Regions from separate parts of the Mus musculus genome. Here all the other regions are linked to region 3. Evidence: chromatin loops called from intact Hi-C (ENCODE). Cell type or tissue: heart. All regions are shown on one strand. Links, peaks and the distances in the headings refer to the core of each region. The heading gives the core; the rest is flanking DNA.

The links. A loop is a pair of places that touch in the nucleus more often than their neighbours do. Peaks named below come from ENCODE experiments on the same cell type or tissue, not always from the same donor. Only the 100,000 strongest peaks of a DNase experiment are listed, where the experiment ranks them.
Region 1: it touches region 3 in a loop (7-fold over the local background); 37 of 42 quality-filtered maps call a loop at or near these places.
Region 2: a loop joins it to region 3, with 2.9 times the contacts of the local background. A loop is called at or near these places in 5 of 42 quality-filtered maps.

What each region holds. Positions count from the first base shown.
Region 1 is chr11:59,874,620-59,885,092 of GRCm38, forward strand. Nt5m (5',3'-nucleotidase, mitochondrial) reads left to right here. Exons shown (of 5, transcript NM_134029.2): 4 at 1-48; 5 at 1,186-1,914. The coding sequence ends at 1,328. Among named protein-coding and RNA genes, the nearest start is that of Nt5m, 32 kb to the left of the region's middle. In heart, for the core only: no CTCF peak of the experiment used is centred there; a DNase peak (open chromatin) is centred at 5,612; H3K27ac peaks cover 825 bases.
Region 2 is chr11:60,021,573-60,032,045 of GRCm38, forward strand. It overlaps Pemt (phosphatidylethanolamine N-methyltransferase), which reads right to left. Exons shown (of 7, transcript NM_008819.3): 2 at 10,141-10,248. The coding sequence starts at 10,233. Gm38498 (a long non-coding RNA gene) reads right to left here and starts at 5,382. Exons shown (of 3, transcript XR_879899.1): 1 at 4,717-5,382; 2 at 2,081-2,131. In heart, for the core only: a CTCF peak has its summit at 5,927 (motif pointing left); a DNase peak (open chromatin) is centred at 5,919; H3K27ac peaks cover 3,022 bases.
Region 3 is chr11:60,071,842-60,082,314 of GRCm38, forward strand. No RefSeq gene overlaps it. Among named protein-coding and RNA genes, the nearest start is that of Rai1, 28 kb to the right of the region's middle. In heart, for the core only: a CTCF peak has its summit at 5,139 (motif pointing left); no DNase peak of the experiment used is centred there.

The sequences.
Region 1 (10,473 bases), core at 1,594-9,593, 200 kb before region 3:
CTGTGATCTCAGCCGACCTTCTCATAGATGACCGGCCAGACATCACAGGCAAGTGACCTATGGCAGGGGTGGGGACGGTGGGAGGAGGGAGGGTGGATAGCACTGGGTGCATTCTCCCTTTTCCCAAGTCCTTCCTCCTGGGCTCTCCTCAGCCCACTTCCCACCATCACCAGGTATTTAGCAATACCCAGCCAGGAGGTTCTTCCGGTTGGAAAGTTCTGTCGGCACCAAGGGACAGGGCGCTACTGGAGCCAGAATGTCCGTGCCCTATCCAGATTGATTTTAACCTTCCTGGGGAAGCGAAGACCCAGCTTTGACTTTGCAACCTCTGTGTTTAGTAGCTTGCGGCCCTCTTTCCCCCTCAGAGACAGTCTGTGTTAGTTTACTGCATGACAGGAAATCATGATATGGTGTCTCTGACTGACAGTGGCTTGGGCATTGTGTTTGTCCTTTTTCTCTGGTTCCAGCTCATGACCCCTTCCCAGAAAGTAAGCAAGCCACGTAGCTGACAAGGCTGGCAGAGGGAGGCCTTAGGCACGGTGAGATTTGAGAGTTCCATTAGTCAGTCCACACTGTTTCCTCCCACTAGATGTGCTCTGCCTGGGTTTGCTACACTGGACAAAACCTCCTGCTAGTTCTTAGGAGTTGTCTGGACACCTCCTTGGGAAAACAGTTTCTATCCTAAAGCTTGCTGAATGCCAGGGGATTGCGCCTGCCTGCCTCAGTCCCTCCGGTGGGACATCCAATCTGTCTGTGTGTATGGGGCCGGCCTCTCTCAAACCAGAGTCTTCCAGAGGATCTGGTGGGTCACAGCCCCAAGGAGCTTGTCCAGTCACAGCACAGTGTGGAAAGGAAGTGGTACCAGTAACTGTAGGGTGTGCTAGCCACAGCTTCCCACTTGAGGTAGCACAGGATGGGCATAGAGATGGCTGGCAAGGCACAGCAGTGTGTGATGACAGAGCCCACTCAGCCCAGCCCCACTATGTGGACTGCTTCTATCACCCTGTGCACAGTACCTTGTTTGGCCCTCATGCCTTCTGTAGGGCAGGCTAGTAGAGGATCACTTTGTGGACAAAGAAACTGAGTCAGGTGAACACAACACCTACTCTTGGGGCACTTGGTTTGGTCCCAGCAAGCTACACCTAGTCCCTAGTGTCTTGTCTGAGCTGCTGCTTCCCTCCACAGGGGCTGAGCCACATCCCAGCTGGGAGCACATCCTCTTTACCTCCTGCCACAACTACCACCTGCAGCTGCAGCCCCCTCGCCGCAGGCTGCACTCATGGGCAGACGACTGGAAGGCCATCTTGGACAGCAAGCGGCTCCGCTGAGGACTGTACTATGGCTCTCTCGTGGTTCAGCATGGGGCTCACAGCTCACAACTGGACAGCAGGCAGCCCACTGAGGGTTATGCTGCAGTTCCCTGGTACTTCCTGGAGGATCCCAGTGAACACTTTGGTCAAAACAACGTCTGACACACTTCCCTTCTTCCCCTAGCCCAGCAAGGCCTTAACCTGATAGTTGGGACGGGGCTAGAAGAAAGATGCGTGTTCTCAGATAAGTTGGTCTGACCTCAGGCAGATGCCCCATGCCACTGCCTCTCACTGTGTGCAATAGGGGTTCTCTGAGACATGGAAGTACCCTGATCCAGGATCTGCAAGACGAGGGGTGCCAGGGACAGACAGATGACAACGGTTCCCCTGGCAGGCATGTAGGTACCTCTACTGTAGAATCTTGTCCAGCTTACATACTTAGTCTTTCTGGATTTCCATGGCCACCAGGCTCTTTTGGAGGCCACCGAGACCCTCCCTACGGTCTCTTGCTCTGGTGTTCTTAGATCCCATTAACAGCCCAGAAAGGAGTCAGCAGGTGTGAATATTTGTTGCCAATATGAAAAATAAATGCTACTCACACATAGCCTGTGCTGTGGCCTTCTCTAGAACCTGCCCCAGGATCCTCTAGTGTGCCATCTGCTTGTGATATAAGCATACGGGAGTCCCACACACTGATGAACAGGACAGAGGTGGGCATAGCTCACCCATGTGTACCTCATGTACCTCGCATGGTACCATATGGGGGCAAAGGCAAGATGGCCTGGATGGTGGCATTGCTGGCAGCCTGGTGGTTTCTTTTGGTCCCATTCATCTGAGGGAGGCACTGCTGCCTGCTAGCACCTTCTCTAACACTGCATTCTCTCCTCACCCTGCAGGTAGGCACAGGGCCTCGTCCCTACTCTTCTCCCAAGGCCAAGTTTCCAAAAGACCTAGAAATTGCTGTTACAACTGTAGCATTTGTTCCCTGTGAGCGGAACTTCTGGGTGGTATCACCAGACCAGCCACCTCACAACTGTCCTCTTAATAATTTGAAAAACAGTGCCCTTGAAGGTCAGTTGCATTCTCAAAACCCTGGCTTGAGATGGGCACAGTGACGCACACCTGTTTCCCAGCATTTAGGTTGATGCAGGAGTATTACTGTGAGCTCAAGACCAGCCTGAGCTATGTAGTCAGTCTAGACCAGTTACATTGCAAAACCCTGTCTAAAAACATTGAAAGCCAGCACCCAATTTGTTTCTGGGTGTTCACGCTGAGCCTTCACGCTGCCTTTTGGTACCTACGGCAGAGGATCTTCGGACTTCCTGGGGACTGGCTTAAGGAGAGAGAAGGACAAGAAGAGAGCCCTGGCTTTAGAGCTGGCCAGGGATTCCATTTCCCACCCTTTACTCTTAAGCACCCAGCTCCATCACCCAGGCTAGGTAGGGAGGTCTCCAACCAGACCAGAGAAGGATGGCCCAGGAGCCACTGCCTGCCCTGGGCTCCTCTGGATTTCACCATATGTGGCTTTCCATAGTCCTGCCCCATTTTTGTCCCTTGGACTGGTCAGGTGCTCTGCCAGTGTCTTACTGCAAACACATGGCAGTTCTGTCACTTGATTGTGGAACTCTGGCACAAGAAGGGCAGCATCTGGGAATGCCCTGACCCGTGCCTACTCCAGAGAGCCTTTACTCTCCTGATGCACAGATCACTGTTAAGCTACAACCTGTCCTTTCTTGTTCATCCCCAAGGTTACACATTAATATGGACATTGCAGTATAAAATATCTTCAAGCTTAAAAGCCCTGCAGTCTTACCAGTTCAAACACTTTTAAAAATTCAAAGTCTGTTTTAAATCTAAAGTCTCAACTATGGAATCCCATAAAATGAAATTTAAGTTGAATATGTATATTTTTTAAGAGGGAAGAATCAGGACATAGTCACAATGCGAACAAAGCAAAACAAAACTCCAGCTTTAAAAATGCAGTGTCAACGACTCAGTCTTCTACACCCCTTCTAAGGCTTGGGTCACTTTTCCAGCTCCACCCTCTGTAGCACACACAGCTTGTCTTATAGGCTCCAACTGGGTCCACTTCAGTGCTGCTGCTGTTCTTGGCGGTCCACCCATGGTCCTGACATCCAAGAATGCTGGGGTCTCCTGCTGCAACTGGCCTGCGCTTTTACCAGTAGCCTCTTCCGGGCTCTCTTCATGGTGCCAAGCCTCAACTTTGCCCATGACCTTTCAAACCAGGAGCTTCCACTGCTACTCCAGCTGTGCCTTCACTAGTGGCCTCTCAAGTGCCAGGCTTCAGTTGCTCTCCATGACCCCTTCACACCTCCAAAACCAGTAGCTCTTGGCAGACTCTTACCCATGACCAAGTTCAGGTGCTAACATGAGGTACAACCAGGGCCACCTCTGGAACAGCTTGTGTGCTGACTCAGGAAACACTTCCCAGGAGATTCCACCTCAGTGACGCTGGTCTCTTCTTAGTCACGGCTAATTTATCTCCAGCTGAGCAGCATCCATTGTCCCAGCCAAGCAAAGGTTTCACTTCAGCGTGTCTGGTCTCTTGTCAATCACAGCCGATTCTTCAGCCCAGCCGACCAGACACCACAGATTCTGCACACAGAAGGCCCGTGGAGTCTTTGCTTCCCTCTGGAACTTGACAAGCCATCACACCCTATTCCCCTGGCACTAACTTGTCTTCAGGTTTCTATCACTGTGATGAAACAGTGACTGAAGCAAGTTGCAGAAGAAAGGGTGTATTTGTCTCACACGTCAACATCCGTAGTCCACCACTGAAGGAAGTCAGAAGGAACACAACGGAGCAGGAACCTGGAGGCAGGAGCTGACACAGAGGCCATGGAGGGATAGCTTGCTCCCTGTAGCTCACTCATCCTTCTTACAGAACCCAGGACCACCACCATTCCAGAGATTGCACCACCCACAAAGGGCTGCCCTCCCCCACTGATCATTAACTAAGAAAATGCCCTACAGATAGATCTTAGGTGGATATTTTCTGGATTGAGTTTCCCTCCTTTTACTTAACTCTAGCGTGTCAAGGTGACATAAAACTAGCCACCATATCTGCTGAGGTTTGCAGCGCTCTCTGGGTTTCTCCCTCCTACCTCCTGCTCAGGGAGTTTGTGGTCTCTGGGGCCCTTCATGGAGTAGCCTGGCATCCAGTCTTCACTAGTCCTCCTATTTATACTAGGGTTGCTGAGAGCAGCATTTGACCAATCCTGTGGTGATCCAGGAGGACCAGGAGGCCCTCCTCACCAGTTAGGGACACTCTTAGGCAAGCTCCTTCAGAGCCCAAAGCTCTGCTACCCTTCCAACAAATGGTGCTCCCTGTCTGGGAGGCTCCACTGGGTATGAGAAGGCCCCAACTTCTTGTCTGTCCTTGCAGAGACATGGTGAGAGTTTTACGCACTGGATCCTTCTGGAGGTGCCCCAGGAGTCTGAAAGCTGTCCCCAAAACACAGGCATCAGTGGCTGCGTTTATCTGCTGGGATTCTGTACCCAGGGAGCACAAGGGCTGGCATTACCTCGTCGGTGCAGTCGAGGAAGAACTGCCAGTTAGATTCCTGAGTGTCGCTCATCAGACAAGTAGCTATCAAGCACCCATGGCTGAGGACTGGCAGGGGAAGTGGAAGCACCCACTCTCTCTCTCTGTGCCCAATGTTGTGCCTTCTTTTAAAAACGACTCTACAGGATAAAAATACATGGAAGCCACATATGAACAGCCTCCCCAGTGAGTGTCTCTGCGGTTTGAAAACTCCTTGATTAGATCTGCTACAGCTGGCTTGAATGTACAGACTAGGTTTCACAGAAGGTCAGTAACAACCAAGCTACTTGCCACTTAATGAACGCCTGCCTGCACAGAGGACTTGTGGACTTAATGCAAACTCCAAGAATCTATTAATTAGTTCCACTACTGGGCAAATTCTAGAGGTTCTCAACCTGTGGGTCGTGACTTCAGGTGACATATCAGATATTTACACTATGATTCATAACATCAAAATTACAGTTATGAAGTAGCAACAAAATAATTGTATGGTGTGGGGAGGGGTCACCAGAGCATAAGGAACTGTATTAAATAAAGTGTTGCAGCATTAGGAAGGTTGAGAACCACTGAGTGAAACAAATCTGACAGAGGAACTACAGTTTGTAAAGATGGCCACTTGATGGCGCCAGAGGACTGGCTCCAGAACCTTGGAGCCCTTTGTGCCTCCCTGAAGCCTGCAGTCATCCCTGGGAAGTCTCAGCCTGTTGTTCCCAGCCACCAGCATTTCTCTCTGACCTAGGCACCTTCTGGGCTGGGTCTTGGAACCTCAGGCACTGTTGTCTGAGCACTGGGATATGACTCACATCAGCTGCTCCCCCCACTGAGAAGGGCCTGGCATTATTGGATGTGTGAGTCTCCAGGCTCAGCCAGTGCAGTTCTTCCCTACACAGGCCCCATCTCCAGCCTGGAGCCTCTGCTTTCCGACCCCACTGACCCAGGCCCTGCCCTGCCCTGCCAGCGATCATCCTCCCAAGTCCCAGCCTTATGACAACTTACAGTCCTAACTCCACAGGACTCCGGAGTCCTAACTCCACAGGACTCTTATGCAAGGAGAAGAGAGTCTAGGGAAGAGGACAGAAGACCCCAATGCTTCCTGAGCCTATGCTGTGTGCTGCGATATCATAAATTTCCCCAAGTGACTATGAAGCAAGGTTAAGATAAAAAGAGGAAAGGTTTATTTTTGGTTTATTAGGGACTAAGACCAAAGCTTTCAGCCCACAGTCTGTTGGTCCTTTTGCTGTTGAGCCTGGGATGAAGAAGAGTATTATGGTGGGGTCACTCAGTGGAGCCAGTGTTCACTCTGTGCCTGAGGTGTGAAACGACAAGTGTAGAGGAGGGATGAGGGTCCCTTTGAGTATCCCTCCCAATGACCTAACTTCCTTCCCCTAGGCCCCATGCCCTACAGGCCCCCCCATATTACCTTCAACACATGGTCTTGCAGGGGGTGGTGATTTTACAATAAAAGCTAAGACCCACACTGACAGACTAAGCTGCACTTTCCCACCACCAAGCACACACACAGCCGAGCAGAGAACACAAGTGTGCTGTGTCTGTTTAATTTTTTCTGCTGTTTGTTGTTTTTGTTTTTCAAACAAGCTTTCACTATGTAACCCTGATGTCCTGGGATTCACTCTGTAGACCAGGCTGGGCTTGACCTCAGAGATCCACCTGCTCTGAACACAACACCCAGCACAAGGTCTGTTTTGTGGGGGTAGGAAGAAGGTGTGGGTGAAGCAGGCAGTGACATCCAGGGACAATGACAGTTTAAGCAGAGTCTGAGGTATTGTTGGTGGGATGCTTGCTGGTCTGCAAATGGAGACAGCAGGGGCAAAATGACACTGTGGTGTGAACCATAAAACCATAAGTACACTTAAGCCTGAGTAATTCATGCTGTGTGCGTGCGTGCGTGCGTGCGTGCGTGCATGCGAGTACATGCGTACATGCCTGCCTTCATGCATGGATTCTGGGAGTGAGATGTGGTCATCTAGGCACCACTGAGTTCATCCTATGGGAAAAAGGGATTAGACATCCCAGGAAGGGAAGAACCAAAACAGAAATGGAGCAACAGCGGCAGGTGCCAAGAAAGGAACTGAGGGACCTGCAAGCAGCTTACGGTGAGGGAAGGTGCAGGTCGCCAGTGGGAGCAGAGAAGTAGGAGCCAAGGCCAAGGCCAAGGGAGGGACCACAGATACAGGAAGGAGAAAGGAGAGCAGAGTAGCCCCAGTTCCTGAGAGGAGACAAACCATGCCACTGGGGAGTGAGAGGCCCTTCCCTTGCAGGACTCACCCCTGCCCTTTGGTCCCACATGGAAATCCTCCCGTGGGTGGACTCTCCCCCTACCCTGCCCCGACATCCATGCACTTTTCTTCCTGCAGTATGTAGTAATCTGTCACCCATTTAAGGTCCTGGAGTGGGAAAGCTCCCAGGAGCAGGAAACCGCCCCTCATACAGGGTCCTGTCCCTGCTTTCCTAGCAGGTTTAAATTCTCTAGACCCTCCTTTTCCTCCTGCTAGGGATGTTGCCAGCAGCAAGCACATTTCAGCAAAACACATTCAAACCAAGCAAGGGACTTAAGATAGCAGGAGGCTTTTCTTCGGGACCTCTCTGTAGAGGGGGGGGATGCCTGTAAGCCTCAGAGCCTGCCATGCATTTACAGGGCTGAAGCGAGTGGGGAAGAAGGTTGTAGACTTTTCTGGCCTGCAATAGGCCAGTGCTGGGGTGACTGGTGAGGTAAAGAACGGTAGATGATTGATAAGTGCCTCAGGGGGAGGGCGAATGTGATCAAAATACATTGCATGGAATCTCAGAGAATTACTAATGTTCTATTTTAAAATAGATTCCCATCTCTTCTGGCCATTGTCTGCTCTGCAGGGGTGGGGATGGGAATCACGCAGGCAAGTTACTTTAGTTTTGGAGTACTAATTATGGTAGTTAAAGGAAATAAATTACCACAATTTAACCGAGGTGGGGGAGGGTTTTTAAAAATGGCTTGGTCTTGGCTATCAACCACAGTGGATGACAGGCAGCTGGCTCCAAAGCAAGAGAAGTGGACACAAGGACCAGGAGTTCATTCGACCAGAGTCAGAATTCAGAACAGGTGTAATAATGCCGTCTGTGCACAGAACAGAGTCCTGGGTGGTTCAAGACTCACAGTGGAGACTGGGACAGTTAGAACCTGAATCATGACTAAAGGCCTCGGGAAATGGGCTGAGCCGAAGCATAAATACTTCTGAAGAGATGAGCAGTCAGGGGCCTGAGCTGAAGACTTCTAAACTACACACAAGGAGGCGGTGGGAAGAGGAGGAGACAGGGAAGTGTCTTTCTTACTTCACAAGAACACGCCCCAAAGAGCACAGAGCTGACCCTCACGGTGCCCCAGTACCCTGAGCCAGGGTTGATGTATGAATAGAGATTTTATACTGGACAGATATGTTGAACATTTACAATCTGAGGACAAAATAATTCTAAGCCTTTCTAGACCACCACCACCACCCCCCAAAAAAAGAAAGAAAAAAGAAAATGAGATACATATCTTCAGAATCCGAAGGAAAATAATTTCAGACTCAACCTCTGAATATAGCCAAATATAGGGAAAATCCCCCTGAGGGATGGAGAGATGGTTCGGCATTTTGTTTGTTTTCTAAGACAGGGTTTCTCTGTGTAGCCTTAGCTGTCCTAGAACTCGCTCTATAGACCAGGCTAGCCTGGAACTCACAGAAATCTACCTGCCTCTGCCTCCAGAATGTGTCTAAAGGTGAGCAACACCACAACCCAGTAAGATGGCTCAGCTTTGAAGAACTTGAACTGCTCTTCCAGAGGACCTGGGTTCGACTCTCAGCATCGTGTCAGGTGGCTTACAACTTCCTGTAACCCCAGCTCCAGGAGCATCCCAATCTTCCAGCCTTTGTGGGTGCCTGTACCCACTTGAACATACCTACACACACACACACACACACACACACACACACACACAAGTAATACAAGAAAAATGAATGTAGAAAAACATGAGAGTGGAACTATGTGACCTTGTCAGTTCCTTTTTTTCCATTTTTAAATTTTTACATGTGAGTGTTTTGTCTGCATGTATGTCTGTGTACCACATGTGTGCCTGGTGTCCACAGAGGCTAGAAGGGGGCATTAGATTCCCTGGGACTAGATTCATACATGCTTGTTAGCTGCCTTGTGGATGCTAAGAATCTGAATCCAGGTCCTCTGGAGGAGCAACCAGTTTGTGCTCTTAACCCCTAAGCCATCTCTTCAGTTCCTGATAAGGTTCCTTTTTGAAAGAGTTACCAACTCTTAAAGTTATAAACTCTAACAAGAAGGAAAAGAAGCTGTTAGAGGCCCTACCCTTAATGAATTCAGCCATCATAGGTAAGATAAGGTATATAAGGATTTTCCTGCTCCCAGGGACCCTAATTTGCTAGGGTATAGACTCTGAGTGGTTATACTATGTCTTGAGCCCCAAATGCCAGAGGCTGACATATGAGGGGACCAGATGCATCGGTCATGGAACTCCCTGTGAGTGCCTGGCTTCCGTTCTGGCTCAGAGGCTGAAGATCAGGTCCCTGATGGAGGAGACCTTACCATATAGTGACCATTCTGTGAGTTTTGTGATGTCATAGCTCCTTTCCTTCTAATTACAATTTGACACTTTCAGACTGTCCATTTGTAGATGCTTGCTGGTCACCCCATAGACAGGCCTGGCCCCAAGATCCCTGTGTGTGGCTCCAGCCCCACACTACGCTGGCCATCTCTGCTGAGTTGGGCTCTGGATAGGATGAGGGCCAGCACCATGGTTCCTGCTGCTGGGGGAGGGCTGTGTGCTGACATGCTCTGACTACTGACTAGGTTATAGACTTTGTTCATCTTCAGTGCCAACAGGGAGCCAGGGTATCAATGGGGTAGAGTGGGACTTCCCTGAGGAGGGCTGTGACCTCAGTTCCTATCAGCTTCTTTCTTGACACTGTCTGATGTTAGGTTCCCCCAGCTTTGGCTTCCAGCCCATCTGCTGTCAATGGTTACTGGAGCTTGGGTCAACTTCATGCTGAGCAACTGCCCAGCCTGTTCCCAGGGTGTCAGCTGAGGTAGATACCCCTGTGTACGCAAAGCCTTTCATTACTGCCAAGTCCTCATCTCTGCCTCCTGCCTAGCCCAGCTCCTCTGACCTCACTAGCTACTCACCACCACTTTGGTTGGAGCCTGTATCCCACCACAAAGCCTCTACACTACACTTCCCTCCTCCAGAGGCTGAGGTGGGTGAAGACTGCTCTTCAACAGTGTTCGGACACCAGGTCTTTCTTAAATGGCATCCTTTGCCTAAACTTGGACCTCTCCACCTCCAGCTTCTGGGCCACCACCTGCAACTCTCCTTCATTTGGGGGGAAAGGCTATGTCCCTAACCCCTAAGATCCCAAAGGAACAGAGATGGAGAGGAAGAAGAGAGATGGACAGATATTTAAATAGGACACAAGAAAAAGGGGAATTTGCAGGGCAGGGCAGGTGATAAGAAGGGCCATGAGGGAAGGGCACAGTTCAGAAAGCTGAAGACCATGGAGGGACTAAGAACTAAGACAAGGCCCGCGCAGCCTTGTGCAG
Region 2 (10,473 bases), core at 1,224-9,223, 50 kb before region 3:
AGAGCACCCACTGCTCTTCCGAAGCTCCTGAGTTCAAGTCCCAGCAACCATATGGTGGCTCACAACCATCCATAATGATATCTGATGCCCTCTTCTGGGGTGTCTGAACACAGCTACAGTGTACTTACATATAATAAATAAATAAATCTTTAAAAAAAAGACATCCAGTCTCATGGGCTAAACTACCAGAATCTCAGCCTCTCTAGTCTAAGATAGCTATTGTTTTGATTATCTGAATCACATCCTATAACCTAATCTAACAAATGCCCTTTAATACACACACATTCATTCATTCATTCATTCATTCTATCAGTTTTGTTCCTTTAGACAACCTTGGGAATATGCCAGGGACACACAGGGGCCCATTAAGGTGATTGTAATTATCATGATAGCACTGTGGTTGTGGGACACTGGGGAAGCACTGATCCCATCCCCCATTTACCTGGTTAGGTTTTGTCAATACAGACAAAGAGTCACTTAAAGAGGGGAATCTCAACTGAGGAACTGCCTCCATCAGACTGCCTGCCCTATGGGATATCTGTGGGGCATTATCTTGACTAGTAATTGATGTAAAAAGGCCCCGCCCACTGTGGGCTGTGCTATCCCTAGGCTAGTGGTCCTGGACTGTACCAGAAAGTCTGATGAGCAGGCCAGTAAGTGGCATGGTTCCTCCATGGTTATTGCTTTCAGTTCCTACACTGAGCTCCTGCCATGGCTACCCTCGATGACTGTGTGTGACGTGTGAGCAAAATAAACCCTTTCCTCCCCAAGCTGCCTTTGGCCAGTGTTTATCACAGTAACAGAGAACCTAACTAGGATCCCCACCTGGGTGCTGCTTTACCCCACTGCCCTACAGGCTGAGACCCCTTGACCCTGCCCTTATTAAGGCTCTCAGGGCAGACACGTCTGGGATCAGAAAGCACCGCCTCCTCAGGTCAGGCCACCGCTCACCTCTCATCAACCTCCCTTGCTCTCAGCCCACGCCCGAACCACATCCCTAACAAGGATAAGATAGATGGATCTGCAGAGGGCAAACACCCGCCCCTGCTCCGTTGCCATATGTGGCAGAAGGGCTCCTTGTCCCCATGTCCTCCCTTCTAAGGAAAGGGAGCCCCAATGGGGGCCAATGGGTTTAATTTCTGCCCTGGACACCTTGGCTGAGTGTCTCAGAGAAACATGGGGCCCTACCTGAATCAAGGTCACATCCCTGTCTGCAGAAGTCAGGGACTCTACATACTCTGCCTGAAAGAACTGTTTCCTTCCTTGGAGCCTGCACCTTGCCTACCCCAGGGCTCACTGAGGTGGCCAGACACCCCTTTGGGAAAATGGCGGGAGAAGAATCCACTATATAACTCCACCTGCTACCCACACAGATGGCCTCTGGAGCCCTCCTAGGCAGGCAGGAAGGGCAGGCACAGGGAGGTGGACACAGCGCCCCCCATGATAGGGACTTGAGGTAAATACCTGGCCTATGTAGGTTGTTACTGGTGCCCTTGTGGAAAAGACAGGACTTACAGAGCCATAGCATGGCCTCTGGGCCTATTTACCCTAATAACTACACCTGCAGAAGGGTCCCCTCAATCCTTCTCACAAGGATGTGCCTCCATTGATACACTCCCCAAACATGCAGGGAAAGCCTAAAGTTTAGTGTGCATGGCAGCATGCAGGACCAGGGGACAGAGAGAAGGCCAGCAAGGCAGCCAGAGCCTCTCTAGCTAGGAACCAGCACAGCTCATGGGCTGAGCAGTGACCTACAGTCCACAAAGGCCCAGGTTAGAGCCCCAGCACTGCAAACAGCAACAAAAGCTTTCCAAGCAATCCAGCTGATGACTGTGAGTGTTGGAAATTACATATGATCATTCCCTGGGGGGCCCATTGCACCCACAGTTACGTGCAGCCAGGTAAGGTGGAAGAAGGAACTGACAATGTCACTGGCCCACTATGTCCAGGGCCAGGCCTCCCTTCCCACCTACTCTACTCCCTATACCACAGAGCAAGCCAAAACTACAAGCCCCACATCACAGAGCAAGCCACACTACAAGCCTCCACAACACAGACCAACTTGTCCCAACTGCCATACCTTGCCACCATGATGATCTGAACTGATAAGTTCCAGGTTCAGTGAGAGACCCTGTGGGATGACATCCAATGTCAAATTAAACCTCTGCCCGCACATGCACACTTACACACACACACACACACACACACACACACACACACACACACACACACACATAAAACAGAACTACCACATGATCCAGCAGACACACTAGTATTCATACAATCAAAGGCAGCAGCACAGACCTGCAGCTCGTGTTTATTTCTGCACTTCTCACATCAGCAATGATGAATGCATGGAAACCCGGTGTGATCAGAACACCCAGCAGACACACATGGAACTGTCACTCTACTCCATACATATCTCAGCTCTGCTGTGCCAAACAGAAGACCCAGGGGTGGACTGAGACAAAGAGACAACAGCCAGGCTGACTCTAGGCTTGCAAGGGCTAGGGATGTACCTCATGAATCCCCAAAAGAACCTTGTTGTAGGGTCCACTGGCTAGTTCCTTTTACAGATGGGGAAGAAAGATGAGAGAAGATGACCAGGGAAGCCAGTGTGTTCCCAGTAGAGTAGGAGAGATCACGCCTGGCCCCATCCCTCCCCCAAGCCACCACAGACTGACTCTGAGGAAGGAGGGTACCCTTGGACCAGCTATCCTTTTCAATCCTAGGCTTAGCCCTGGGCATCAGTGGATGGCTCCCACCCTTCTCTGGGCTTTCAGGATAACTCAGCCTGAGAGAAAGCAGATCCCACATTTACCATTAGCACTTCCCATGGCCAGGGCTCAGCTCCACAGTGGGCTTTAGGGAGACCTAGCGGAGGATGCTTAGCCATATTTTCTTAGACCTAACGGAGGATGCTTAGCCATATTTTCTTAGGGCCAGAATCAGGGATGTCTGGCTGAAGAAGACGAAGGGTAGTCAAGCAAGGATGTGTGGGAATCCTTTAGGAGGAGTGAACAGAACATGCAAAGGTCCAGGGGCACACTGAGAACTGTCTGTCCGTGGTGATAAGTCGAGCTCCTGAAAGAGTGCCCTCTCAAAGCCAAGTCTGGGTCATGAAACCTCAGACCCGTAGTTCTCAAGCTGCGGGTCACAACTCCTTTGGGTTGAATACCACATATTGGATATTTACACAGTGATTTATAACAGTAGCAAAATCACAGTGATGAAGCAGCAACGAAAATAAATTTTAAGGTTGGAGGTCACCACAACATGACGAACTGTATTAAAGGGTCGCAGCATTAGGAAGGTTAAGAACTTACTCTCAGACTGTGCTACAGCAGCCAGGATCAGGGCAGAGGCCAGGGGCATGGCTGACTGGAGGAACACCAGCGCATGTAAGCCCCTGTGTTCAATCCTCAGAGAAGGAACAGGGAGGGAGGGAGGGAGGGAGGGAGGGAGGGAAGGAGGGAGGGTGCTGTAGTAGATCAGCCTGGTCTGCCAGGGATACAGATGAAACAGTAAAATCCTAAGACCTCACTTCCTGTGAAGCACCAGACTAATCTTATACACCAAGATGGCCAATCCCAAAATAACCAGGGAGGGGAGACAGCCTGGGCCCCATCCAGCTCGCATATTCTAAGATAACTGAAACCAGCACCTAGACCCATGGCATAGAACAACCCTCCCTCAGCAGGTTTGCCCAGCCTTCCTTTTGTTCTTTGGCACAGACTGTGAGAGACACTGTTTGGGGCATTTCATCCCACGATGCTGGGATGCTGGGTTCTAAAGTAACCCCGGTGCTGGAGGGATGGGCTCAGTGAGGAGGCTAAGGCTACTTCCAGCTAACCACACATCCACTGCACTTGAGCCAACACTGACAGTGTGCAGCGGTGTCACTGTTAAAGATCACCTGCAGCCCAGTGTGAAGCTGGGCTGGCATTGGTTCTGGAGGGCCACAGCCATGAGTACAGCTGAGACAAAGGAAAGGAGACTTGGGCGTGCCGGGGTACATCAGGTGGCCATCAATCAAAAGGTGTTAGTGTGTGAGCCTGGTGACACAACCCAGGTCTCCTGTCGTGTGACACCTTCAACTGCCTTGAGCTATAGCAACTAGCCAGGCCAGCCTCTGCAGCACAAAACAAGAGAAGACACCTGACCCCCCAAGTGCCAGCTCCCGGCCTAGTGGGTGGGTCATGTCCCAGGTGCCAGATTTCTATGCCAGATGGAGCAAGAATCCCAAACTGCCCACTGACTGTCCCTACCCATCACACTCACATGCACACTCTCACTCACCGACTTGCCTCCGGGAAACAACTTGGGTGGCTGGCCGGGAGGCAGGATCATCCCTCAGGGAACCCAAACCCCTCTTACCCGCTAACTTCACATCCCCCTGCAAGGTTCCCTCATCCCTCAGTGCTCTTCCTCTTCTAAAAAGCCCACCTCAAGACAGACAGCCATTCTACAGACCAGACAGACGCCTTATCCTCAAGCCTGACCTGGTGCTTGTGCTCTCTCCTAAGTGCCTCTGGGAGCTGTGTGATGAGCACACCCCTGGCTATCCTGCTTCTCTTCTGGTATCCACGCTTACCCATCTAGCCAAGTGCTCACTCCAGGAAAGCACAGTACTATCCCAAGCCAACTCACCACAGGCCAGGCCTGGGTAAGAGGGAGGTTTCTGCAGCTAGACAGACCTCAGTGCACAAACCTCACCTGACCAATGGAGTCGGCAAGGCCAGAGCCAGACTGCAAACCTAGGCTGCCCCAGTGGATGCAGAGGGAAAGCTGCTCTGGCATCAGAGGATCCCTCACGGAGACGAGTGGCAGTTGGCAGGCTGGGAGCAGAAAACAGAAGGTGTGGTAACAGAAGAAAGAAGGGCACCAAAGGGCAAAGGAACCAGGGCTCTTGCTGGCCGCCACTGGAGCAACACACCCCTGCCACCCTGCTATCCACTCCCGTTCTAGGTAACTCCTTCCTGTCAGCTCCCCTCCCTCACTGTCACCTCCTCCCTCAATGGCATCTCCTCTTCCTTGTCAAACCCTCCACTCTTATCATCTCCTTGTCTTAGGGTTTCTATTCTTCGAGGAAACACCATGACCAAAAAGCAATTTGGAGGGAAAGGGTTTACTTGGCTGACCCTTCCACATCGCTGTTCACCCTTGAAGATCAGGACAGGTACTCAAGCGGGGCAGGACCCTGGAGGCAGGAGCTGATGCAGAGGCCATGAGGATGTTACTTATTGGCTTGCTTCCCCTGGCTTGCTCAGCTTGCTTTCTGTCAGCCCAGGGATGGCACCAGGCACAGTGGCTGGAGCCTTCCTCCAATCACTAATTAAGAAAATGCCAGCCGGGCGTGGTGGCGCACGCCTTTAATCCCAGCACTCGGGAGGCAGAGGCAGGCGGATTTCTGAGTTCGAGGCCAGCCTGGTCTACAGAGTGAGTTCCAGGACAGCCAGGGCTATACAGAGGAAACCCTGTCTCGAAACCCCGCCCCCCCCCAAAAAAAAAGAAAATGCCTTACAGCTGGATCTCATGGAGACAGTTCTTCAAAACCGAGGCCCCTTCCTCTTTGATGACTCTAGCTTGTGTCAAGTTCACACCAAACCCGCCAGTACACTCCTCCTCCCTGTTACCCCCTCCTACACTAGGTACGTCCTCTGCTCTCGGTGTCTCCTATGTCACTGTCACCTCTACTCTCTTAAACTCATCTCCTTCCTCACTATAGCATCTTCTTCCTCTCCTGCTGCCTCTTCCTCACTGTTACCTCTCCCTCACTGTCACCTCTCCCTCACTGTGTCTTCCTCTCCTTCACTGTCACCTCTCCCTCACTCTGTCTTCCTCTCCTCACTGTCACCTCTCCCCTGCCTTCCCTTCCTCTCCTGTCATTCTCACCTCCATAGCGCCACCTACTGTCCAGAAGCCCTAAACTCCTTCCAAGGCACCTGTGCCACCAGGCCCACAGTCCCAGGACTCAAACATGCTACATACAGCACAGCAAGTTGTTCCCAAGTTCTGTAAGGACAGTCACCTTTCTCAAACTAGCTCCCCAGACACGGTGACCATTGCCTAGTCCCTCCCTGGAGGCCTTCAGGACAGCGTCCCAATTAAAGTGGGCACCCTCCTGAGCCGAGTTGGTACCTTCAGCTGGTATCTGCCTGCAGCTAGGCTTAGTAGTTGTGGGGCCCAGGTTGCCTGTGGGTAGTTGGTACAACCAACCTTCCTCAGAAGAGCATGGTATGTCCCTCAACCTTTAGGGAAGAGCAGCTGCTTCTGACCTGAGGGGTGGCTTGGATCTACAGCAACAAGAGGACACAGAAGGGAACTTGTGAGGAGCTCTGCCCTCTTCACACCAGCTGTCCTGACAAGACTCCTGTCCTGCTGACTCCCAACACAGGGCCCTGAGATGGACTGGTTCAGGATGGACTCTGTGATCCATCCCAGTCTGCCCTGGTGTCCAAACAGACTGCCTCCATTGGCTGCTGGCTGCTGTCAGCCATCTGCTCCATCTGGCTAATGTAACAAAGCTTGTGTGACATTTCCTCAAATAAACAGTCTGAGCTCAAGGCCACTGCTGGGATCCGGGCCCTGGCCTTCCAGAGCTCTGACCAGGCGAAACATGGCCACTGGAGCTTCACAGAGCCATCTACCCCATCTCTCCCGGGATCTGTCATAGACCCTCAAGTGCTTTCCTTCCCAGGTTTGCCCGAGTGAGTGCGAGCTCATGTCAGATGCATGCAGAATGTGTCCACTGATGCTACGCAGAAGGCCAGTGATGAGCCAGCCCATGCTCAGGAAAACAGCAGCTCTTCCAGGGCACCAGACACAAGTGTGAGCACTGAGGAGGACCCTGGCTGATCCGCTCAGATGCAAGCCAAGCAGCAGCTGCTACCTAGGACACAGTGCATGGCAGGCTGGGGACAAGAAGGGAAAGCAAGTGCTTTGGAGCACTCTAAGATAACAGGACCAGTGCTCCTCGAAGCTGGGCCAAGGGGTGCAGGAGATACAGAGTAGGCATTCAGACCACTTGGGGCACCGCATTAGCCTCCAGAGACAGTGTTGCTGACCTCTGCTGGGCAGGAGCCAGGGCCCCATTCTGCTTCATGCTGCCATCTGGGCCTCTAAAGTGGGCTGGCCTCCCAGCTCACCCTGGCTGCCTCCCCACTCCTTTCATATGCCACTCAAAAAAAAAAAAAATCAGCTCAGTCCCCTACAACTTTCCCCCAGAAACCCAGCACTTTCTTATGCAAGTGTTGGGTTTCGGTCAAAAGCCACCATTTCAGGCAGGCCTTCCCTGACTACCCTTCCTGTCTTTCCTTCTTACCTGCTTTGTCCCTAAAATGTTGGTTTGTATGTTTACTCACTCACTGCTCTTCCCAGGATGCCACTGTGCCAGGGTCAGGCCCACCTGCTCTTACAGATACTGTCAATCTCTAAGTATCTGGACAATAATGGACAAATCTCTTTGATATGGTTTGAACATGATTTCAATGTGTCCACTAAAGCTGGCGGACATGCTGAAGGCTTGTTTCCCGGCATGATGGTGTTGGGAGGATTGGAACCCTTAAGAGGAGCAAGTGTGAGGAGATTAGATCAAGGCAGGTCTCCCTGGGAAGAGTGGCACTGGTCCTGGAGAACTGTTATTTCTCTTGAGGGTAGATTCTTATTTTATTTATATGAGTACACTGTAGCTGTCTTCAGATACTCCATAAGAGAACATTGGATTCTATTACAGATGGTTGTGAGCCACTATGTGGTTGCTGGGAATTGAACTCAGGACCTCTGGAAGAGCAGTCAGTGCTCTTAATCACTGAGCCATTTCCTCCAGCTGGAGGGTAGATTCTTTTTTTTTTTTAAGATATATCTATTTATTTATATGATTACACTGTAGCTGTCTTCAGACACACCAGAAGAGGGCATCAGATCTCATTACAGATGGTTGAGAGCCACCATGTGGTTGCTGGGATTTGAACTCAGGACCTTTGGAAGAGCATGCAGGGCTGTTAACCACTGAGCCATCTCTCCAGCCCATGAGGGTGGATTCTTACAGAGTAAAACTGCCCACACACGCTTGGCCTCTTGTGCACGTGGCTATTTTCCTTTCTGGTTCTCCATTATATCTTAAGTTATTTAGGGAGACAGGATTCTGGCACCACATTGCTGGGGTCTTCCAGGGATTATGAACTAAACATCCATCTCCCTTCTACACAGCTCTCCGCACCAGTTACTCTGTTCAACCTCCCTAATGATGTGACCTTTCAATACAGATCCCCATGTTGTGGCGACCCCAAACATAAGATTATTTTTGTTGCTACTTCATAACTGTAATTTTGCTACCGTTATGAATCATGATGTAAATATCTGATAATACAGCATATCTGATATGCAACCTTTGTGAAAGGGTCGTTTAACCCCCACCCCCACCCCCAAAGGTGCTGTGATAAGAACTGCTGTGTTAAAGCAACAGAAAGGTGCTAAAATCCCCCTCCAACCTGATTCCTCCAATGAGAATGGCAGCGCCTTGCCATGCCACCTTGCTGAGTTGCCAGGCAGGAAGCCTGAGCACAGTGAGCCATGCCCAGGACTGCAGCCAGAAGACCCTGTGCCACCCTTTGAGCGTACCCCTGCTCACTGTGCAGTTTCCTGTCCCCACCAAGCACAGAGCTAGGCTTCCGGCTCCTGTCCTCCTGCATCCAGATGCCACCTCATCTCCTCTGCGCTGTGGCTGGCCCAACCGTAACACGATGCCATTTTTCTCATTCCAAACCGAGCATGAAGAGCTCACTCGTTCTTCCACTAATGACTAGACGTCTTTCCAAGGAACAATGCTTTTCAAAACGAGGTAAACCAAAATCGTATGACCACAAAAAATAAAAAGGAACCGCTTATGATAAACGCACAGACACTCGGCTCTCGTCTATTTGGGCTGTTGGGGCTGTTCCTGTGGATGAAACGCAGCTTCAAAATTAAGTGGGCAGAAACATATTGCTTCAAGGGTCAGTGGGAGATGAACAAAGGGAACTCAGACAAAGTACTCCCAATGCCCACTGCACTTGGCCAGCGGCTCTCCCTGTGCTCAGGCCACACTCTGGCAAATGCTAATCAGCCTAGGCCTCCTGGAAGAGAGAACACAGGCTCCATCCAGCTATGTAGTCCAGCAGCTTCCTGCAGGAGAGCCCTGTGCACACCACATCTAACGGAGAGTGAGTTAGGAGTGAGGTGTCTCCTGGCCAGGCCAGAAGCTTCTTTAGTGCCCTGGACTAGCTTCCTCTGGCTCCTTTAAAGCATCAGAAACATTCTCACATGGCTTGAGATCAGTGTTTGTCCCCTAGAGTGTCCTGCAGCCTGGCAGGCTGGCTCCTAGGCGTAGGACAGGTTAAGGGCACAGAGCACCATGTGTCTAGCTTTGCCAGAAGAAGGCTGTCAGGAAACCAGGGCCAGCACTGGCACACTCTAGCAGTACACTCCAAGGCCGTGGTTTCTCAGGAGCAAGGAGGTCACAGTGGTCTTGTCTGTCCTCTGTACCCCTGCCAGGAGCCCCCTCCTCAGAAGGTCCAGTATGTTCAGAACTGTAGGGACAAAACATTCAGAAGGTGGTGGCTCTGTGCCAAGCATCCCTGCCCTCACCCACCAGGTGGAAAAAAGGCCTAAGCCATAAACTAGAGAAAAAGAATACAGTGTTCCGCCCTGGTACAGCTGGACTGACAGTAGTCTAGGATCAGTGTGCTGATGCCACCAAGCACAGCCTTCTACAGACTAGCTCCCGGGCAATCACAGGATACCCCAGGCTCTGCCTCAGTGAGCACTCAGGCCTCCATTTCCACTAGTCCTTGTGTCATAAGCTCCCAGACAGCTCAGGCCCCCTAGTGAGAAGGTCGGCAACAGGTGGGAGGCCTCCCCCATGCAATACCCTAGGTCACCTTGACACCGGTCCCTTGGCCTCCACGAAAGTGAGAGTCTCCCCTCGTTCAGTGTGCACTCACTGAGTGCCACCCTGAGAGGGAAGAAGGGAAGAGGATGGTGACAGGCATGGTGGGAAGGCACTAGCCCACTGTCCGTGTGTCTGGCTTATGGTAGCAGTGATCCCACCGCACCAGCCTCAGCAGCTAGCCATTGTGGTGTGAGCGCAATGGTACTCACCACATTCCAGAAGAGTGGGTTGAACACAATGGTGATCACAGCCGCCACAAAGCTGGGCTCTGTGGGGTCCATGTAACCCAGCAGCCAGCTCATAACGAAGAGATCAGCCTGCAAGGACAGAGCTGCCATCAGCGGGAGGCCTATCTAGCAACACCCAGAAGCTGCCAGGACCTGTGAGCCCCCAGGATGCAAAGACTCCTGGGAAGATAAGGGAAGCTTGGGATATCCAAGTCCAGACACAGTCACTGCACTTAAGTCTCATAAAACAGAAGATAAAAGGCTAAAAAACTAGTCAGCCGTGTCAACTGTCATGAGAGTGCTAGGCTAATGGTT
Region 3 (10,473 bases), core at 977-8,976:
CTGGGAGAATTCGGGAGAATGACTCAGCTCTATCCAAAGGGCAGGCCACTGAGAGCTTGAGCATTCAACAGTGAGTATATAGATAACACAAATTGGACTTTTTTTATTTTTTATTTGGGGGGGGAGGGGCTGGGGGTTGGGGGTCACAAGGGCAGGGCAGGGTGGTCAGAGAAGGACTGGGAAGCTAATTTGATCGGGGTGTGTGATGTGAAATTCCCAGAGACTCAATAAAAATATGTAGGAAACAAAACACAAAATCCCAGATCTGGAAATATGTTTGGAAGACCAACAAGGGGCACACGAGGTGCAAAGGCCTGGAGGCCTGGAGAGCCAGAGCCTGGTGCAGGACCACAGATCCTAGTGAGGTACAGTAAGGAACCAGAAAATGAGGCCAGAGTCAGAGAGAGAAATCAGGGGGAAGCTACTGCCCCAGGAGGCAGAGTAGACCCAGCTGAGACAGAGAAGCCACTCCCACTTGCCCTGCCTGACCTGGATTGGATCATTTGTGGTGGGAAGATCCAAGACCCCAAGTCCAGGTCTTTTGAGGTGGGGAGACCCGCTCCAAATCTGGTGGCAACCACAGAAAAGAATATGGAAGAAGGAAGATTTTGCTTTTTGCCTGCTTGTCGTCGCTTGCCTGGTTGCTGAGGCGTTTCTTTGCTGGTATGAAAATCTACTTCTTCAGGATTCTAACATAGACTAAAACCAAGCAGCTCTGAAGGGCTTCAGCAGCAGCTGGGACTCCTGAGACACCCAGTCTCATGGACTGAAAAACTACCTGGTCCTTAGTCTTTCCACTGAGGAGACAGCCATTGTTGAAGTACCCAGACCACAGCCTGTAAGCTACTCTAGTGTGTGTGTGTGTGTGTGTGTGTGTGTGTGTGTGTGAGAGAGAGAGAGAGAGAGAGAGAGAGAGAGAGATGTATATGAATATATATGTACAACTAGATATATTCATTCACACACAAATACATGTATATCTATATAAACATATAGATATAGATCTATGTATTTATTCTATCAGTTCTGTTTCTCTAGAGAAGCATGACTAATATAGCCATGAAGACTTCAGCTAGAAGGTCACATGCCTACACCCTCAACTGCACCTTCAGACTTAAACACTAGCAGGCTTTTCCTACACTGCCATCTTCCCTTATGCAATTGAGGCACCGCTGGGTTCTTTCTAAGTAATACTCTCACTAATGTGCCGTGAGGACATTGCGCTAAAGGAGTGGCCTGGAGTACCTATGTGGATCTCCCCAGGCTATGGAGTCATCTTTGAGAATGGCTGGTCCAGACCTCCAGAGAATAAGCATGATGGTTATTTGTCAACTTGACATGGTCATCTGGGAAGAGAGAACCTCTCACTTAAGAGAATGCCTCCATCAGATTGGCCTGTAGGCAAGTCTGAGGGGACATTTTCTTGCTTCATGATTGATGTGGGAGGGCCCAGCTCTCTGAGGATGACATCACCCCTGGGCAGGTGGTCCTGGATTGTGAAAGACCACAGGCTGAGCAAGCCATGCAAAGCAAGCCAGTAAGCAACATTGCTCCAAGACTTCTGCTTCATTTCCTGCCTCAGGTTCCTGTCCTGACTTGCCTTTATGAGAGATTGTACCCTGTAAGCCAAATAATGCCCCCCACAATGTGGAAAGAAAACTATAACACAAAACTCCCAGGGAACCTATGTGTACTGAAGACCCAAAGCCCTGCTCAGTAGCTGTACCTAAAACCAGAAAGATGTCAAGTAAAACCTAATTTTCTCTCTATGAATATCATAGTCCAGCGGTGCTGTTGTAGCCGAGTATTGTTGACCGGGGACGTTATAAAGGACAGGTATTTGTTTCCGATGGCTCTGGAGCCCCGGGGAATCTAAAGCAAGGCACTGGCGGCTTCGGTGTCTAGTGTGGCCTGGACTCTGCTGGACCCTGGGACCTCTGAAAGGGACAAACACTGTGTCCTCACTCAGCAGAAGAGAAGGGGACAAGTCCCCTCTCTCGCAGGCCCTGTTAATTAGAATCATAGGAGTCCGTTCAGGACCATGGTTTTGCATTTGAAAATGAACAAATCCTCCCAAATAAATTACAAAATGCATGGGACAGTGTGGGCAGAGTTAACAGAGCAGAGCGAGAAGGGAGAAAGTACCACCTAACACCTCCTATTTCCAGACAGTGTGGCTTTTATGAGAAACCAGAAAAGCTAAGGGAAGCACCAGCTGTATGCCCAGGCTTCCTGACCTGGCAGGAAGAGCCTGGCGGCTAGCCGGGAGACGCATGCCAGCTGCAGAGCCTCGCCTTCTGTTCCAGGCTCCGGGTCATCTCCAGGCGAGGAGATGCCTGCACAAACACTGGTATCTCTGTTGAGGATGTTAGCGGCGTTAAGGTCACAGCAAGCAGTATGCTCTTAGGTATCTGTTGGCAGTCTTCTCACTCATTAGTCGAGTGTGCAATGAACTGTATCACCTGTGAGCACTCCCTAGCCTAGCTCCGGGCTGAGGCTGCTCAACTGTCTGTCGCCTCCTCCAGACTTCTACCTTCCAGGTACCACCCACTTCAGAGACGCTTGAAAAGATGCTCCTCGAGAGACATCCACACTCTGATCTCAGAGTCTGAGTTCTCTTAGGTGGTCCTGTGGTAAAGGACCCTGAGATGCAGCGCTTACTGAGGCCTGACTGTGGACTCTGCCCACAGTGGGCTGAACAAGGCAGAGGGAGACAAGGACGTGATGACAGAAAAGAGGGAGGAAGATTCTGCTGCCACGGAAGCTGGAAGAGACTCGGAACAGTTGCCTCTGTAAAGTGGCTGGAGCAGGCAGCCCCCCAGACGCCTTGGTTTCTGCCCCTTGGTTCTGATTCCTGTTTCCAAAACATAAGATAAAGTTCTGCTGAACCATCTGTTTCTCTGTTTTGTTTGGTAATGCCTTGCACAGAACAAACCAAGGGCCTTCTACCTGTCAAACAAGTACTGGACCACCAAGCGATGGCCCAAACTTATTCAAGGTGATGCGCCACAGCAGGAAGTACCCCTCCAACTCCTCATTCTGCTGCACCAACTGCCACATGTGGTTACTTATTTAGTCTGCACCAGGCCCAGCCAGAAGAATCCTGGTGAGGCAGGATGGCCAGCGCCTCATTTTTCACTGGGTTCACACTGCCCTCCCCGACAGAGTGGATGCCCAATTGAATAAAAGGATTCGTGGACCCAGCCAGGCAGTGGTGGCACACGCCTTTAATCCCAGCATTTGGGAGGCAGAGGCAGGCGGATTTCTGAGTTCGAGGCCAGCCTGATCTACAGAGTGAGCTCCAGAACAGCCAGGGCGATACAGAGAAACCCTGTCTCGAAAAACAAACAAAAAACAACAAAACAAAACAAACGAACAAACAAAAAAGAATATGTGGATCCACCTGTGTTCATTTTTGAAAAGTAATAACTTTTATGTAAAGGTGGCTCTAAACCTGTAGTCCCAGCACTGAAAAGGCTAAACTAGAACAATTATAAGTCTGAATCCAGAGTGAGCTACACATAAGGTAGCAAAGTAAAGCAAAAGTAAGGTTGAGCTGGGCTTTCGTTCCTTTGCATGCAAAGATCTGAGTTTGACCCTTAGCACTGCATTAATCCTAGCACGTGAGGGGTAGAGGCAAGAAGATGAGTTCAAAGCCATTCACAACTTCATAGTGAGTTCAAGGCTCAGGTACAGGCTGTCCAAAATAAAAATAAAAGGGGGGCAGAATTGAGGCCTAATCAGGCAGGTAGCACCTATAATCCCAGCTACCCAGGAAGGCAAGGCAAGAGAATCATGAATCACTTTAATCCAGGAGTTCAAGACCAGCCTTTGTTCACTGGGACTGGGTGTAGCTTTGTAATGCAGTGCCTTCTCAGAACACATTAGGTTCTGGGTTAACCCCAATATGGTAAAAACTAAACAAAACAAAATAAAACATGAGATTTAGATAAGGAATGCAGAAGGAATGCCAACTGACTTACCACCTAACCCTCACCAACTTATCAACAAGGCAATCACGGAAAAGACAAAGGGACCTCTTTCTTCAGATGACTAATTCCTTACAGAGCTGAGGCCAGTATGAAAGCCAGCTTGCTTGCTTGCTTGCTTGCTTGCTTGCTTGCTTGCTTGCTTTCTTTCATTCTTTCTTTCATCCTTCCTTCCTTCCTTCCTTCCCTCCTCCTCCTCCTCCTCCTCCTCCTCCTCCTCCTCCTCCTCCTCCTCCTCCTCCTTCTTCTTCTTCTCTTCTTCTTCTTCTTCTTCTTCTTCTTCTTCTCCTTCCAGGAGCTTTGTTAGCCTGTGAGAGCCTTTGTACCTTCAAAGGCAACAACAAGCAACTAAAAATGTCCCTAATGTCCCATCCACCCACCCATTGCATTAGCTAGAAGGGGCCCCAGAGGCCTTTGGAAGAGCCTGGCTCCCGTGGTCACATTAACAAAAGCTACCACACTTGAGTGACTACCTGTGCCATGCCATGGACAGACTGGCTGCAGTCTGCTTGGCAAAATCTCAACATGGCACCAACCCCTGGTTTCTGGGGGAGGAAACTGAAACTCAGGGAAGTGGTTGCCAATGTCACAACAGAGATTAGCCTACCCTGACCCTTCTCGTGAAGCCACGGGAAGTCATGTTCATCTGATCACACAGCTTAGTTGGTGGTCTGCAAGGATTTTACATGTGCACACACATGCACACAGAGAAAGGGAGAGGGGGAGGGGGAGGAGGAGGGAGAGAGAGAGAGAGCATGTGAGCAACAGGGCCCTGGGAACACTGAAATCTCCCCAATTTACCAGACCCCTTTTATAAAAAAATTGCTTGCTTGCTTGTTTGTTTGTTTGTTTGTTTGCTTGCTTGTTTCAGGGCAGGATTTCATCTGTGTAGCCTTGGCTGTTATGGAACTCACTCTGTAGACCAGGCTGACCTCAAACTCAGAGATCCGCCTGCCTCTGCCTCCTGAGTGCTGGAATTAAAGGTGTATGCCACCACGCCACTTGTTTTTGTTTTTTAAGACAGTGTCTTGCCATGTAACTTGAGCTAGTCCAAAACTCAAAGCAATCCTCCTGTCCCAAGTGCTGGGGATTACAGGCATGAACCATCACACCCAGTCTTTAAAAGCTGTTGGTTTAAATTTACCCAACACCAAGCAAACACCGCCATCTAGTGGATGACAGGTCATGTGCTGTTACGAACCGGTCCCTAGGTGCCACACCACCACCACCACCACCACCACCACCACCACTACTAAGAGATCCAAGGTCAAAGCCAAAGACAGAAAAAGAAGAAAACAAGTCTTAATACATTAATATAGCTGGAAGTCAGAGCACTGGTCCCATGGTCCCATCTGGGGGGATTCTAACAGTGAACCCATATTTTTGAAATGTTCTTTAGTCCCCTCCACAGTATACTACTCATAGAACATCTGGCTTGACTCCCTCAGTGGACCAGAAAACAAAAAACAAAACCAACCAAACAAAAGCGCTATCTGCCATTGCTCCTGGGACAGGAGCTTAGCCATTCTCCACAAATCCTGATGGTTGGTTGGGTCTTTCTTGGCCTGGTTTAATTTGTTAAGCTGTTAATTTGTGGCCCTCCTGCCTGCTCAGTCTCCTGAGCCCCATGCACAGCTTTCTAGCCTAGTTTGAGTGCTGCTGGCTGGGACTAGGATGTGAAGGACAGAACTCCCTCATCTTACTCTTTCCTCCCAATGGCATGCTCTTTCCCAGCTCTTGCCGTGGCTGGAGTCTTCTCAGTGATCACATTCATTCTCTCACGCACCCTTCTGTAGCATTAGCTAACAGACCTGGCTTCATCATTAGAACTTGGTAGAGCACAGGAAGTGGATGGAAGAAACACAATTCTAGCTCCAGGGAGAATACAGAAGGAGGCAAGATTTAATCTCTGTGCAACAGGACTTAGCTGTAAGTGGCATTCGCTTGGGTACACTGGATGTTGGTCCTGCTGGTCCAGGTTGTCTAGGATGAGGTTGCTGAGACAGAATTAGGGATGCAAGACATTTGCTGGTAAGCTAAATACTTGTTAAAAGTAACAAGAAGAGCTGACTTGAGGATGACCTTGAACTCAGAGATCCACTGGCCTTTCCCTCTTGGTATTGAATGCATTTTTACCATGGCTGGCCTTCCTATATTTTGATCCTTTTCAACTCCCCTCCAGTTCCTCTGACTTCCACCCCCTCTCCCAACTCACCCGACTTTCTGTTCTCATTTTTTAAATCCATTGACTCCAATTTGTGCTTCCCATGCAATGGGATGTGTGGCCCTTTATTGGAGCATGATCCACCCACAAGGGGTTGCATCCTTAAACTGACTCTCCCTCAAAGCTCTGAACAGTAGCTCCTCACTAGGAGTGAGAATTTGTGCCCCCTCCCCATTCATATTGGAATTGTTTCCGGTGTGAGCCTTTGCAGATCTTGTGAATATTGCCACAATTGCCATGAGGTTATGCAACTGCCCTGTTGTGTCCGGAAAACACAGATTCCTTCTGATCATCCACAGCCTCTGTCTGTTACAGTCTTTTCTCTTCTATCAAGATGCCCACATTTTAGGAGAGGAGATGCATTGGTTTGAACGAGTGTCCCCCCCCCCCGCCCCCCACGTTGATTGTGCTGTTTGGGGACGCTTTGGCTTTGGACATTTGCTCTTTTCGGTAGAAGTATGTCACTAGAGGCAGGCTTTAAGAGTTTAAAGATGGGCTGGCGAGATGGCTCAGTGGTTAAGAGCACTGACTGCTCTTCCAGAGGTCCTGAGTTCAAATCTCACCAACCACATGGTGGCTCACAACCATCTGTAATGAGGTCCAATGCCCTCTTCTAGTGTGTCTGAAGACAGCTACAGTGTATTCATATACATAAAACAAATAAATAAATCTTTTTTAAAAAAAAGAGTTTAAAGATGTGAGCCATTTTATTCACTATCACTTACTGCTTGTGGTCCAGTGTGAGCTCTCACCACCCTGTTCCTGCCCCCACACTCACTGCCTCCCTATCAGGATGGACTCTTAACTCTGGAACTGTAAGCTCAAATAAACTCTCCTTTAAGTTGCATTGATGATGGTGATTTTGTTTTGTTTGTTTTGTGGGGGTAAGATTTATGTATTTATTTTATGTATATGAGTACACATACATGAGCTACTCTCTTCAGACACACCAGAAGAGGGCATTGGATCCCATTACAGATGGTTGTGATCTACCATGTGGTTGCTGGGAATTGAACACAGGACCCCCAGAAGAGTAGCAGGTGCTCTTAAACACTGAGCCATCTCTCCAGCCTCTGTTTTGAGTTTGTTTGTTTGTTTGTTTGTTTTGTGGTTTTTTTCAAGACAACATTTCTCTATATAGCCCTGGCTGTCCTGAAATGAGTTCTATAGATCAGGCCAGCCTCAAACTCAAGAGATCCACCTGCTTCTGCCTCCCGAGTGCTGGGATTAAAGGTGTGTGCCACCACTGCCTAGCTTTGGTCATAGTGTCTCATCACAGCAAAAGAAAAGTAACTAAGACAGGGTGTGGTAGAACATCCCTTTGGTGACTGATTATTCTGCAGACTTTTATTTATTCTCTGCACTTTGACAAGTTCTGTGTCTCAATGTTCCTGTCCATCAACTGCAAAAAGAAGTTTCTCAGATGAGGGTTGAGAGATGCTCTGATCTGCAATAAGATGCTCTGATCTCAATTGTAAGTCATTAGGAATTACTTCAATACTGTGTCCATTTAACAAAACAATAGTAGCAGGTTCTCCCTAAGAGCTTATAACCTGTCTAGCTCTGATAACAGTGCCAGGTATGGGCCTCATCATTTTGAGCCTTAAATCTAATCAGAAAGCAATTGGTTATTTCCCTGACATTCACGCCACTATTGTAGCTGTGAGCATGTATTACCAGGTGAGTCGTTACTGGGGCTCACAGTATTCATAGATAAGTAAGACTGATGGTTACTTTCTCCTCTGGTGTCATGCGCAGTACCTTCTAGTGCTATGAAAGCTAGTCGGTAAGGAGAAAGCTTCCAAACCAGTATCAACTTGGTTTCTTCATATTCTATGGCTCAAGTATGTGGTGCCTTCAGCAACAGAGTCTTACCATCAATTCTGGAGGTTAACCAAGAGCATTGGCAATATTTTATAACTAAGGGTCTACTACCCACTGACCAACAGCTCCAAAAAAAAAAAAAAAGCAACCCATTCCTGATTGAAGCAGCAGTGACCATGAGCGAGCAGGTATTTCTGCAGTAGGATGTTAAGGTTCTTTTGGGTATACGCCTAAGAGCGGTATAGCTGGATGATACGGTAAATCTACTTCTAGAATTTTTAGGACCCTCCCCGCCGATTTCCACAGTCACTGTGCAGTTTGCTCATCCCAGCAGCGACTAAACGTTTCTCCATCCCACATTGTTGATGTTTGTTTTGGGTTTTGTTTTTGACCTGGGTAAGATGAACTTTCAATGTTATTTTAATTCATATTTCCTGGTGGCTAAGGATGTTGAACATCTTAAAACCCTCTCTTAGCCATAGGTGTTTGATCTTTTTTTTTTTTTTTTTTTTTGGTTGTTTTTTTTGGGGGGGGTTCTTTTTATTTTGTTTTGTTTTTGTTTTTGTTTTTCAAGACAGAGTTCTCTGTGTAGCCCTGGCTGTCCTGGAACTCACTCTGTAGACCAGGCTGGCCTCGAACTCAGAAATCTGCCTGCCTCTGCCTCTCGAGTGCTGGGATTAAAGGCGTGCGCCACCACGCCCGGCTTTTGATCTTTTGAGGACTCTGTTCATGCCTCAATTTTCAACAGGCTTGCTTGCTTTCTTGATGTTTTTGAGTTCTTCCTGGGTTCTAGATATTAACTCTCAGTGAGATGCGTAGCTGGAAAAGGTTTTGTTCCGCATTTCAGGCTGCCCCTTCACTCTCATAACCGCGTCCTTCTCTGTGCAGAGCTTTTTACTCTTGTGAGGTCCCACTTACCACTTAATGTCCTGGCGCCTGTGCCAATAAGGCCGTGTTCAGAAAGTCCCTTCCTGTGCCAGTGAATTCAAGAAATCCCCCAGTTTAGACCCAGGCTATCTATCGGGCCTGATGTTGGGGTACTTGACCCATTTTGGAGTTGAGTTTTGTGTAGGAATAAAGATCTAGTTCATTCCTGTATGTAGCTATCCAAGTTTGTCCAGCATATTTATTGAAGATACTGTTTTTTTTCTCATTGTGTATTTTTGTGCCTCTGTGTCAAAAATAAGGTAGCTAGAGGAGAATGGGCTTATATGTGGGTCCTCAGTTCCATTCCATTGATCCGCATGCCTGGCTTTTTGTTTGTTCGGTTGGTTGGTTGGTTTAGTTTCTTTTGGGTTTGGGTTTGTTTGATTTGTTCTGTTCTGGGTTTTTTGTTTGTTTGTTTTTGTTTTTGTTTTTGTTTTGAGACAGAGTTTCTCTGTATAGTCCTGGCTGTCCTGGAACTCACTTTGTAGAGCAGGCTGGCCTCGAACTCAGAAATCCACCTGCCTCTGCCTCCCAAGTGCTGGGATTAAAGGCATGCGCCACCATGCCTGGTCCACTGTGTCTGCTGTTTTGATTCCTATACCTTTGTAGGATAACTGGACTTCTGCGATGGTGACACCTCCAGCAATTGGGCTTTTACATTTGTTTGGTTTGTTGTTTTGTTCTTTGGGTCTCACTGTGACCTGGCTAACCTGAAGTTCAATGTGTAGAGCAGGACCTGCTTGGCTCCAGCAGGGGTTTCTTCTGTTTAGGATTGTTTTGTCTACCCTGGGTCTTTTATATTTCCATATGCACTTTAATATTATTTTTCAAATTATGTGAATTCCAATGAGGTTTTAATGCGGATGGCATTGAATCTGTAGATTGCTTTTGATGGGAAAGCCACTTCACACAATATGAACCCTGACAAACCATGAGCGTAATAGGCCTTTCTATTTCCGGGTACTTCCTTCGGTTTCTTTTTTCACTGTCTTAAAGCTTTCCTTTAAAAAACAAAAAAAAAAAAAACAAAAAAAAACAAAAAAAACAGTAACAACAACAAAATGAAGCCAAGGTCTCCCTGGCTTTGGTTAGCCTGAACCTTGCTGTGTAGAACACACTGGCCTTGGCGCCTGGAGATCTCAAGGATGCTGGGAGTAAGATGTGAACCACCACACCCAGCTCTTAAAGCTCTCTTGGGACAAGTCTTCACTGCATTTGTTACTTTTTCTCCAGTAGTCTCGAGGCGAATGGTGTTGCTTTCCCGGCTTCCTTCTCCTCCTCTTTTGGAGGCTTTGTGTGCTGATTTTTGTATCTCTCTGCTGTGCCGAATGTGTTGATCAGCCCTAGGGGTTTTCTGGTGTCATCTTTGGGGTCTCTCATGTAGAGAATTGTATCATCTGTTAAATAAGGATACTTTGACTTGCCGGGTGGTTGTGGCACACGCCTTTAATCCCAGCACTTGGGAGGCAGAGGCAGGTGGATTTCTGAGTTCCAGGCCAGCCTGGTCTA